Regions from separate parts of the Homo sapiens genome. Here region 2 is linked to region 1. The links are chromatin contacts, found by Hi-C or POLR2A ChIA-PET in ENCODE. All regions are on one chromosome and are shown on one strand. Each heading gives the region's core, a stretch centred on a gene start or an enhancer-like site at or near the end of the contact. The rest is flanking DNA. Distances are from core to core; before and after follow the strand shown.

Region 1 (5,133 bases), core at 1,838-4,337:
AGGTGGCTAGGAGCACACCAACATCCATGGACCAGGAAGGACACTGCTGATGAAGACCCGGTGAGCCAAACAGACCTGTTCCCGCTGCTGGCGGCCGCGCTGCTCCGAGGCCGCCTGCTGCTCCAGCAGCTCCCGCAGCTGCTCCTCCTCCCGGCGAGCGGCCACTCGCTCCCCAGCCAGCTCACCCCGCAGCAAGGCCACCTCCACCTCCATCTGCGGAGAGAATGCCAGGGCTGGGGGCTCGGACGCCTAGGTCCAAGGAAGAGGCCCAGGGCCTGAACTACCGGATTCGAAGGGAGGATGGACTCCAGGGACCTGAATTTGGAGGGAGGAAGAGCGGAGGGCCTAAAATCTGATCCCACCCGAGGAAAAAGCTGGGAGTCCGGCTTTGCGGGTTCCGCTTGAGTTGGGGCCAGGCTTCCCAAGGGGTCCGCAGCCTCACCTCGATCCTCAGCTCCTTCCTCTGGCGCTGTAGCTCCTTCACTCGCTGCTCCATCAGGGCCACACGAGTCAATGCCTCCAGCTGCTGTCCTTGCAGGCGCCGCGCCGCCCCTCGCACCCCTTCCCGCGAAGAGGTGGATGCGGGAGGTGTGGCCGCCATAGCTATCGGAGGCGTAGCCTCGGGCTGAAGTTGAGGGGGGCGTGGTTAAGTGGAGATGCCTCGCCCCCTGCAATCACTAAGTAGGTCTGGTCCCCACCCAACATCACCCTCTGCGGGTCTCAGTCCATCAGTCCACTTACCTAACACAACCACCACTCCCATAATCTGTCGCAGGCTCTTTTCTTTTTCTTTCTTATCTTTTTTTTTTTTTTGTCCTGAGATAGGGTCTCACTGGCTGGAGTGCAGTGGCGCGATTACGGCTCACTGCAGCATCGACCTCCCTCGCTCAAGCGATTCTTCTGCCTCATCCTCCTAGGTAGCTGTGACTACAGGCGCGCACCGCCACGCCAAGCTCTTTTTTTTTTTTTTTTTTTTTGGCAGAGAGGGGGCGATGCTATGTTGCCCAGGCTGGTCTCAAACTCCTAGGCTCAAGGGATTCTCCCACCTCGGCCTCCCAAAGTGCTACGATTACAGGCATAAGCCACCGCGCCCGGCCTCAGACCCCTGTATTTAAGGTCGGAGTGGGGGAGGGTGCAAGTCCCGTGACCACCCAACCACACGGACCACAGAGGCTTGCAGTACCGTATGGAGGGTGAGCAGGTGTAAAGCCGACTTATGAAAGGTGTTTCTTTTTCTCTATCAGGTCCTATTCTCTTGGCGTCACTTTCTTGTAGTGCCTGGATCTGTCTCTGTCTCTCCACCTGACCCCAGTCTCTCAGATTCGGTATCTGTCCACTAGATCTGTCCACTAGAATCACTAGATCTTTCTTCCTCGGAGTATGTCCCTCTCTCGAGGTTTTTGTCTATTTGTTTCTCTGAGCATCTCTGCCATTTATTTCTGGGTTTCCCTCTGTCTCGATTCCCCTCTCTCTGACTCTAGTCTCACTGTGTCTCTGTCTTTTTGGGGTCTTTGTCTCTCAGTCTCCATGTCTCTGGGTCTCTGTCTGGCTTCTTGATCTCTCTGCATCTCTTACTCGTTTGGTTCTCTCTGTTCTGTAGTCTCTCCTGTCTGTCTATCTGGTCTCTCTCTCTCTCTCTCTCTCTCTCTCTCTCTCTCATTTTTAGAGATAGGTTCTGCTTTGTCCCAGGCTGGGGTGCAGTGGCGCAGTCATAGTTCACCGCAGCCTACAACTCCTGGGCTCAAGCGATCCTCCTGCCTCAGCCTCCCGAGTAGCTGGGATTACAGGCACGCGGCACTGCGCTTGGACAATTTTTGTATTTTTTTTTTCTCTAGAGACAGGGATTTGCTATGTTGCCCAGACTTGTCTCGAACTCCTGGGCTTAAGCAATCCTCCCCTCGGCCTCCCCAAGTGCTGGGATTACAGGCGTGAGCCACCTATCTGGTTCCTCTATACTAGTCTCTCTGTCTCTGTCGCCCGTTTGGGTCTATCTCCGTTCTTGGGGCCTCCCCGTGGCTCTATCTGGTTTCTGTCTCTGTATCTGGTTTCTGTCTGTCTGTGCCTCTGCCTCTCTGGCTCCGTGTCCTGGTGTATCTCTCTCTCAGTAGTCTCTGCTATCACTCGGTCTCTCTCCCTGTCTCCGGGTCTCTGTCTTTCTGGTTTCCCTCTACCTGTCTACCTGTCTGGCCACCTGTTTGGGTCCCCGTCGGTCCAAGCCCCCCGCGCTGTCGCCCTCGGGCCCCTCACCGCGTCGCGGCTGCTCTCAGTGCTGCTGCCTTCTCCCACTTCTTCTTCCTCTGCCTGCTGCTCAGCTCCCCCGCGGCTCGAAGGTTCCGCCAGGACTTCGGATGCCTCCTGTTCCCGGGACTCCTCGGGATGGCCCTGGGGCTGGACCTCCACGTCGCATTCCGGGACCAGCGGCGGCGGGGTCCCCTCCTCGGGGCTGCTTCGCGTCCCCATGGCCGCTGGGACTCCTGCGGGGTGGGCGGGACCAGAAGCTCCGGGGGCGGGGCCTAGGACGGCTGAGCGCCGCTCGCGTCTGCTCCGGGGCGCGGAGACCCCCCCCCAAGGAGGCGGGGCCTAAGAGTTCAAAGGATGGAACTGAGCGTTACGGAGGCGTGTCCTGAAGTTTCCAGAGGCGGGGCTTGATGGCTCCAAGGCGACACGCCACCGGAGACGGGACCGGAATTTGAGTCCGGGTCGTAGCACGCCCCCTACTGACCTCTTCGACCCCGCCTCCCCTCCCTCATCTCTAGGTGTCAGGCCTTGTACCCTCCCAGCAGCCCCCTACAATCTCTTGGATTCGCTTAGAGCGACCCATCTTCTCCCTCCGAGACTCAGCAGTTCGGCTCCCGCCCCATCCTTCCCGGAGCCCCGTAGTCTTAGTCCCGACCCCACTGTGCAGGGCAACCGTGCCCACGCCGCCTCACCCAGGGATCCAGGAGTCGGGGCTCTCCTTCTCTGAACAAGCCAGGAGTCGGAGTCCTTGAGATTCCGAAGTCCAACTGCCACCTCCCCACAGCCTCGGCCCCCTCACGAGCTCAGGCTTCGGCGCGCTCCGCTCTGCGCGCTGGGCACGGCCGCTTCTGCCTATGAGACAGGTGGCAGGGGAAGAGGGAGGAGAGAGGCCGCCCGGTCCCCCTCCCCAGCAGCCCGGAAGTGGAGGGGGGACAACAGGTCCAACAGCTCCCGAGGGAGGAGGGAGCCACGGGCTTGCCCCACCCGTGGCCTCGGCATCCGGCCATCCCGGCCCCACCGGCCCCGGCCCGGCCCCACCCTCGTGGAACTCAGCATCGCGACCTCCCAGTCTCCCTCGAGCCCCTCATTCCTGCCCCCCTGGAGGAGTCTTGGCCACCTCTGTATGGGAGCCTCTCTAATGTCCAGACCTTGGGAGTTCAGAAAGGAAGGCAGGAATGGAGATGGGGACGTCTCCCCTCTAATGAGCCCTTCAGAAGGGCCCTGACCGGTTTGGGGAGCTGGACAAGGGGAAGGGGTGCCCTGAACTGAGTCAGACACCTGCCCAGAGACTGAGGGAAGTGTACCGCCACCCCCCCACAACTTTGCTATGGGGTGGAGGGCAGAGGTTAAAGGTCTCAGCCAGACCCTTTCCTCTCTGGGCGAAAACAGGAAAATGAAAACAGGAAAATAACTGGTATATGAAAAGGGATGATTAGAAGTCAAGAGCTGTGTGAAACACTTTATACCCAGTCATTTAATTTCACCCTCAAAGCTGTCCAGCGAGAAAGTGATTACTACCTCCATTTCTTTTTTTTTAGTAGAGACTGGGTTTCTCCAGGTTGCCCAGGCTGATCTTGAACTCCTGGGCTCAAACAACCTGCCTGCCTCAGCCTCCCAAAGTGTTGAGATTACAGGCGTGAGCCACCGCTCCTGGCCTACTATCTCCATTTTACACTTGGGGATACAAGCTGAGGAGGACAAATGCACCCAAGGTTGGCTGGGCACAGAGGCTCAGGCCTGTAATCCCAGCACTTTGGGAAGCCGAGGCAGGTGGATTGCTTGAGATCAGGAGTTCAAGGCCAGCCTGGGCAACATGGAGAAACCCCATCTCTACTAAAAATACAAAAATTATGCCAGGCGTGGTGGCACACACCTGTCATCTCAGCTACTCCAGAGGCTGAGGCAGGAGGATATCTCGAGCCCAGGAGGTCGAGGCTGCAGTGAGTCTTGAATGTGCCACTGCACTCCAGCCTGGGCGACAGAGTAAGACCCCATCTCAGAAAAAAAAAAAAAAATGTAGCCAACATCTACACATGTTGTAAGTGGTAAAATGCAGGCTTCATTCTCTCAAAAGTCCATGTTCTTAACCATTGCGTATACTGTCACTACAAGCCAGGAAGTACCCAAAAGATCATTCTAAATGATAGTAACTTTAATGGTGAACACTGATAGGCCATGTGCCAGGCACTCACACACATTGACTCATCAGAGCATCACAACACCCCATTATTATTCCTTCCATTTTAGAGATAAGAAAACTGAGGCCTAGAGAAGTGAAGTAACTTACCCCAGGGCTAAGTGGGAAGTGGCTCAAAAGCAAGCCGGTGTTCTAATCCAAGGTGATGAGAAGACCTGCCCCAGATAGCTGTGTTTGTTTTTGATCTTGTGAGTTAGAAATCTTGTGGGCTCCCGGGCTGGGCGCGGTGGCTCACACCTGTAATCCCAGCACTTTGGGAGGCCGAGGCTGGTGGATCACGAGGTCAGGAGATCAAGATCATATTGGCTAACATGGTCAAACCCTGTCTCTACTAAAAATATGAAAAAATTAGCCGGGCATGGTGGCACGCGCCTGTAGTCCCAGCTACTTGGGAAGCTGATGCAGGAGAATCGCTTGAACCCGGGAGGCAGAGGTTGCAGTGAGCCGAGATCGTGCCACTGCACTCCAGCCTGGGCAATGGAGGGAGACTCCATCTCAAAAAAAAAAAGAAAAGAAAAAGAAAACAAATCTTGCAGGCTCCCTGGCCTCTCCATAGGACCAGAACCCCACCCCTTTCGGCCCAGAAACCCAATTGGTTCCCCCAGAAAATAGGTAGAAGTCAGACTCACGTTAAAAAAAGTTTTATTTAGGGAGCTCCAGGGAATGCGGTGGGAAAGGAGAGGTGCAGTGTCATTGCC
Region 2 (5,103 bases), core at 927-3,426, 170 kb before region 1:
ACATGCAAGTCACAGGGGATGCGATGGCTTGGCTTGGGCTCAGAGGCCTGACATTTCTCACATTTCAAAATGTAACAATGGTTTTCCAACAGTCCATTACCTCTTTCCAGCATTACCAGTAAAGTCCAAAGTCCCAAGTCTCTTCTGAGACAAGGCAAGTCCCTTTTGCCCATGAGCCTGTGAAATCAGAAACAAGTTATTTACTTCCAAGATACAATGGGGATTTAGGCATTGGGTAAATACTCCAATTCCAAAAGGTAGAAATAAGCCAAAAGAAATAAGATACAGGCCCCATGCAAGTCTGACACCCAGCAGCACAGTCTTTAAAACTAAAGCTCCAAAATAATCTCCTTTGACCCCATATCTCACATTTAGGGCACACTGATGCAAGGGTTAGACTCCCAAGGCCCTGAGAAGCTCTACTCCTGTGGCTTTGCAGGGCTCAACCCTCATGGCTACTCTCATGGGCCGGCATTGCGTGCCTATGGCTTTTCCAGGTGCAGTGTGCAAGCTGCCAGTGGCTCTTCCATTCCAGGGTCTTGAGGATGGTGGGTATCTTCTCCCAGCTCCTGGCCCAGTGAAAACTGTGTGGAGACACTTACCCCACATTTTGCTTCTATACTGCCCTAGTAGAGGTTCTTCATGAGGGCACTGCCCTTGTAGCAGGCTTCTGCCTGGACATTCAGGCTTTTCTATATATCCTCTGAAATGTAGGCTCCCAAGCCTAAACTGTTGCACTTTGTGCACCTGCAGGGTTACCACCACATGGAAGCTGCCAAGCTTTATGACATGTACCTTCTGAAGCAACAGGCCGAGCTGTACCTTGACCCTTTTGAGCCATGACTAGAGCAGCTGGGATGCAGTGAGCAGTGTCCTGAGGCTGCACAGGGCAGCAGAGCCCTGGGCCTGGCCCAAAATTTATTCTGTCCTCCTAGGCCTCTGGTCCTGTGATGGGAAGGGCTGCTGCAAAGGTCTCTGAAATGCCTTTAAGGCCTTCTCCTTATTGTTTTGGCTATTAGCACTTCGCTCCCTTTACTTATGCAAATTTCTGCAGCCTGCTTGAATTCCTCCCCTGAACATGGGCTTTTCTTTTCTACCACATGCTTTCCTACACACTTTCAGAAAACTGGATCTCATGAGAACTCACTATCATAATGACAGCACCAAGGAAGATGGTGTTAAACCATGAGAAACATTAGTTTATTTGCCAATGTCTGAGGTAGGCAGGTGAGGACAGCGTTTGTGCTGTTGTGGAAATGTGTTCTGAACAGGGACCTTGAAGTGAGGTGGAGGAGGTGGCCAAGGGAGAGAACACTCAGGACCCCAGATGGCTGCTGCTGCCCAGGACATCCCCGCCTCTTATGGATGTTACCCAGATTGTAGCAGGGAGAGGCTTCCTTTAAGTAGAGAGTAAACGGACTAAGAAAGCGATAGATGGCTCCACATGCCAAGAATGTTCTTTTCCTTTTCTCTCCCTTTTCTCCCTCTCCTTTTCTTTTCATGATATCAAATGCCAGAGAGGCGTGCAGAGCACGTAGGGGGCCTTCCTTGCGTTGCTGCTACCCAAGCCTGCCTGGGCTGTAAGTTCCCCCGGAGCACCCCTTTGCCCCCACCTGTGGCATGGTCGGCCTCTCTTGGGCCCAAGCCTACCCTCTGCTTCCTCAGAGCGGGTCTCAGACCAGGCAGGGGGTTTCCCAGGAGTCCCTGGGAAGGTTTGTTTTCTGCAGTGCCATGGTGACATAAATGGTTGCTTTCCTTATCATTTTTCAATATTTAGTGGCCACTGATTACTGCCTTAGAAACACGGAGCAATTGAGGTTTTCCTGCCCCTTTCCAATTCCAGTTCAATGTAATTTTCCTGCTGTGACTCCTGTCCCTCTCTGATGTCCTCTCCCCTATTCAGGCTTCAACAGAAGCCTTCTATCCCCTCTCAAAGCTCCGTCCTCCCCAGGAGACACCAGCCAGTCTCTGTGCTTCCTCCTCCCACCCTCTCCCAGGGAGTCCTCCCTCACCTGTGAGCAGGAGCCCCTGCCAGGGGATGCATCCTCTGCGGGGAGGGGCTGAGGGGGGCCTCATGGTCTCTGCTGCCTGCTTCTCTTCTGTGGAGAGGAGCTTAGCTCCAGGATGATCAGAGCTACTGTGACTGCCAGTTCTGCTGTCTTTCCTCCCTCTGTGCTGAGCCTTCTCTCAGGGCAGGAGCACTTCCTAGGGCCAGGGGCAGGGGCGGGACTCTGCCCAGGATGCTTCTCTGTCCCCTCCCCTCTCAGTCCTGCCTTCTGGTTCCTGCTTCCCCTTCCCTTCTGTGTGTGTTTGGTCCTTAGGACCTGCTGAGGCCATTTGCCTTCTTCAGATATGGCTCTCCTTCCACACTTGTCCACACACACACACATATACACACACAGAGACACACACAGAGACACACACAGAGATGCACACACACATACACACAGACATGACACAAACACAGACACACATATATACAGACATACAGGCAAACACATATACACATATATACAGACATAGAGGCAAACACTCACATATACAGACACACACACATATATACTCAGATTCATTGAAACTGAGACACATGTACACATACAGATACACAGAGCTGTCACAGGACAAACTAGCACAGATAAAGACTTCAAGTGGCTTTATTTGCCGTCCTAAAATCGGGCGAGACTTCATCCCATGAGACAATACGTGGGTCAAGGAGCTGAGCAGAAGCGCGGGTTTAATAGAGAGGGGAGGGCTGCGGAAAGCAAACACAAAAAACAGGGCCACTCGGGAAAGGCTCATGGAACAAGGGAGAAATCTCTGATGGGGGAGAATCAGGTTCCTGTTTTAGAAACGGTGAGAGCAGAGGGGAGGTCATTGTCATGCGATTGAAACTGGCCTGTTTGGGAAATCGGCTATTATCTTTCGAAGGTCAGGTAGCAGCTCAGTTTTCCTTTGGTGACCTGTGACATTGGGGAAGGACTGCATTGTGCTGTTGGTCTGGTCTGTTGGGGCCTGGAGCAGGAGCTCAGCCACTGCCATGGCCTCCTCTGACTGCTGTTTAGCAAAGCTCTCAGGTGGGGCTGATGGCGCTGTCCTGGGGAGGCCCTTTCAGTAGCAAGGCTGGTGCAACCCTGTCCCCTGGGAGGATGACCCGCCCTCCCCAGGGCTGACCTCTGCTATCTCCTGGCCTCAGGTCTGTCAGCTCCACACACAGAACCCTGGGGATCCAAACCTGGGGAATTCTTTCTTTGTGATGCAGAAACCCAGCTGGCCAGGTCTCCCCATGCTCTTTAGTGCTTGGGAAGGTGGGATGATGCCCAGCAGGAAGGTGACAGAGGTGGCTCTGGGGGATAGAAAGGAGCTCACTGGGGGATGACTGGGGAGGGACCAGCCCTCTGTCTCCAGTGTCACCAGCCTGGCCTCTGACCCAAAGAGACCCAGGCTGGACTCAGGTGGAGCTCCAGCTCCAGGGTGTGGAGGAAGTTGTCCTGTGTGTCCTGGGTAGAGAGGACTGTGGTGGAGGGAGGTGGGTGGCTCTGAGCCCTGCTGTCCTTGGGGAAGGCTTCATGGAGACCCTCCCTTTCTGTGTCTGTTGGCTGAGCTGTGGCTCAGGGCCTGTCCATGTTCTCCCTATGTTCACCCCTTAACCTTGCAGGTGGTTGGGGGGGCGAGAGAGATAGAAAGACTGTGTCTGTCTGTGTGTGTGTGTGTGTGTGTGTGTGTGTGTGTGTGTGTCCTGTGGCTACCACACCTTCCCCATGGGTGATGCCAGGAGGAAGTGGGGAGCTGCACAAAAACCCTTGGCAGAGCAGGCACCATGAAGGAGCAGGCACATGGCAGGGACCAGAAGGGTCATTTGGGGCAAGGGCTGGAAACCAGGCTCCACCTCTACCTCCTTAGCAAAGCCAGGTTCCTGTCCAGGGGAATCCATTTCCTGAGTGTTATCTGTGTGTGATGTCGCCCCCTGGAGGGCAAGAGGAGACTTGTGGCCTTGTCAGGGGCTGCCCCAGGGACACTGACCAGGGTCTGCATGGTATGAGCTGGCCCTGACCCCTGGGCAGAAGTGGGATCTGACCTCCAGACTGCAGGGTCAGGTCACCCCAGGTCCTGTTCACTGCAGGTCCCCAGGCTGCCCAACTCCATGCAGTGCAAGATGAGCCCAGGGAGAGGACAGGAGTTATCCAGAGAACAGCAGGTCGAGATTCAAGAGAACTGTCCACCAGGAGGATGGGCTGCCTTAGAAGGAGCCACCTGTCCCCAAGGTTTCAAAGGAAGGGCTCAGGGAGGTATCTCTGGGGGCTTTAGAGAGAGGATGCCAGCCTGGGAGGTAGGTGGTCCCCAGAATGCCCTGTGTTCCTCCATCACAGCACTGGGGGTGCTGCCTCCAGGTCAACTGTGTCCCTGTCTGATGCCCACTGTCACTGCTGTTACTCAATATTGTACTGGAGGCATTGGCCAATGAAATTGGGGTACAGATACGAATAGAGATATAAGACTTAGAAAGAGGGAGAATAAGCTATACCAATTCACAACCAATATGTGATTATATATCTAGGAAATTCCAGACATAGTGAAAAACTAATCAATGCAAGAATTTAATAGAAAGATGTAAAGTTAACATAAGGAGGTTAATAACTTTTATACACAGAAACAATACTCAGATAGAAGGTGTAATATAAGACCTCTTTTATTATGACAATATAAAGATAAAACACCTGGGCATACCCTTAACAAGAAATTTGTAAAACCTATACGAGAAAACTCTTAAAACACTCCTAAAGGACACAAAATTCATCTTCAAAAGATGAAGAGACACATTTAGTTTCTTTTCGATCACTTTATTATGAAAATGTTCAAGCACACAAACAAATTGAAAAAGTTGTACAGCCAACACTTACATACTCATCATGTAGATTCTGTAATTGTTAATATTTTGTAGTATTTGCTTGATTAAATATTCTTACATCCATGAAAATAAATCCATCCTATTTTTTCATGTATGTCAGAGTGAGTTGCGGATCTCAGTACCCTTAGGCCCTAAATACCCCAGCACTAACGTCATTAACTAGAGTTTAATATTTGTTTCTATCTTAGGTGAAATTT

What was found. A loop is a pair of places that touch in the nucleus more often than their neighbours do. ChIA-PET counts read pairs that join two places held with the same protein, here RNA polymerase II (POLR2A). Pooled maps may share reads with other maps.
Region 2: a pooled map shows a loop between it and region 1 (2.9-fold over the local background). The contact joins the promoter of LINC03078 here to the promoter of PHLDB3 in region 1. A Hi-C loop is called at or near these places in 1 of 168 maps with a recorded cell type or tissue (PC-9) and 2 of 50 pooled maps. POLR2A ChIA-PET finds 5 or more read pairs at or near these places in 1 of 52 experiments (PC-9).

The regions. Positions count from the first base shown.
Region 1 is chr19:43,501,659-43,506,791 of GRCh38, forward strand. It overlaps PHLDB3 (pleckstrin homology like domain family B member 3), which reads right to left and starts at 3,088. Exons shown (of 16, transcript NM_198850.4): 1 at 2,931-3,088; 2 at 2,248-2,474; 3 at 443-625; 4 at 76-213. The coding sequence starts at 2,460. It overlaps ETHE1 (ETHE1 persulfide dioxygenase), which reads right to left. Exons shown (of 7, transcript NM_014297.5): 7 at 5,061-5,133. RefSeq lists an enhancer at 2,224-2,746 and silencers at 2,375-2,624, 3,225-3,284.
Region 2 is chr19:43,329,332-43,334,434 of GRCh38, forward strand. It overlaps LINC03078 (long intergenic non-protein coding RNA 3078), which reads right to left and starts at 2,177. Exons shown (of 2, transcript NR_186343.1): 1 at 2,013-2,177; 2 at 1-177.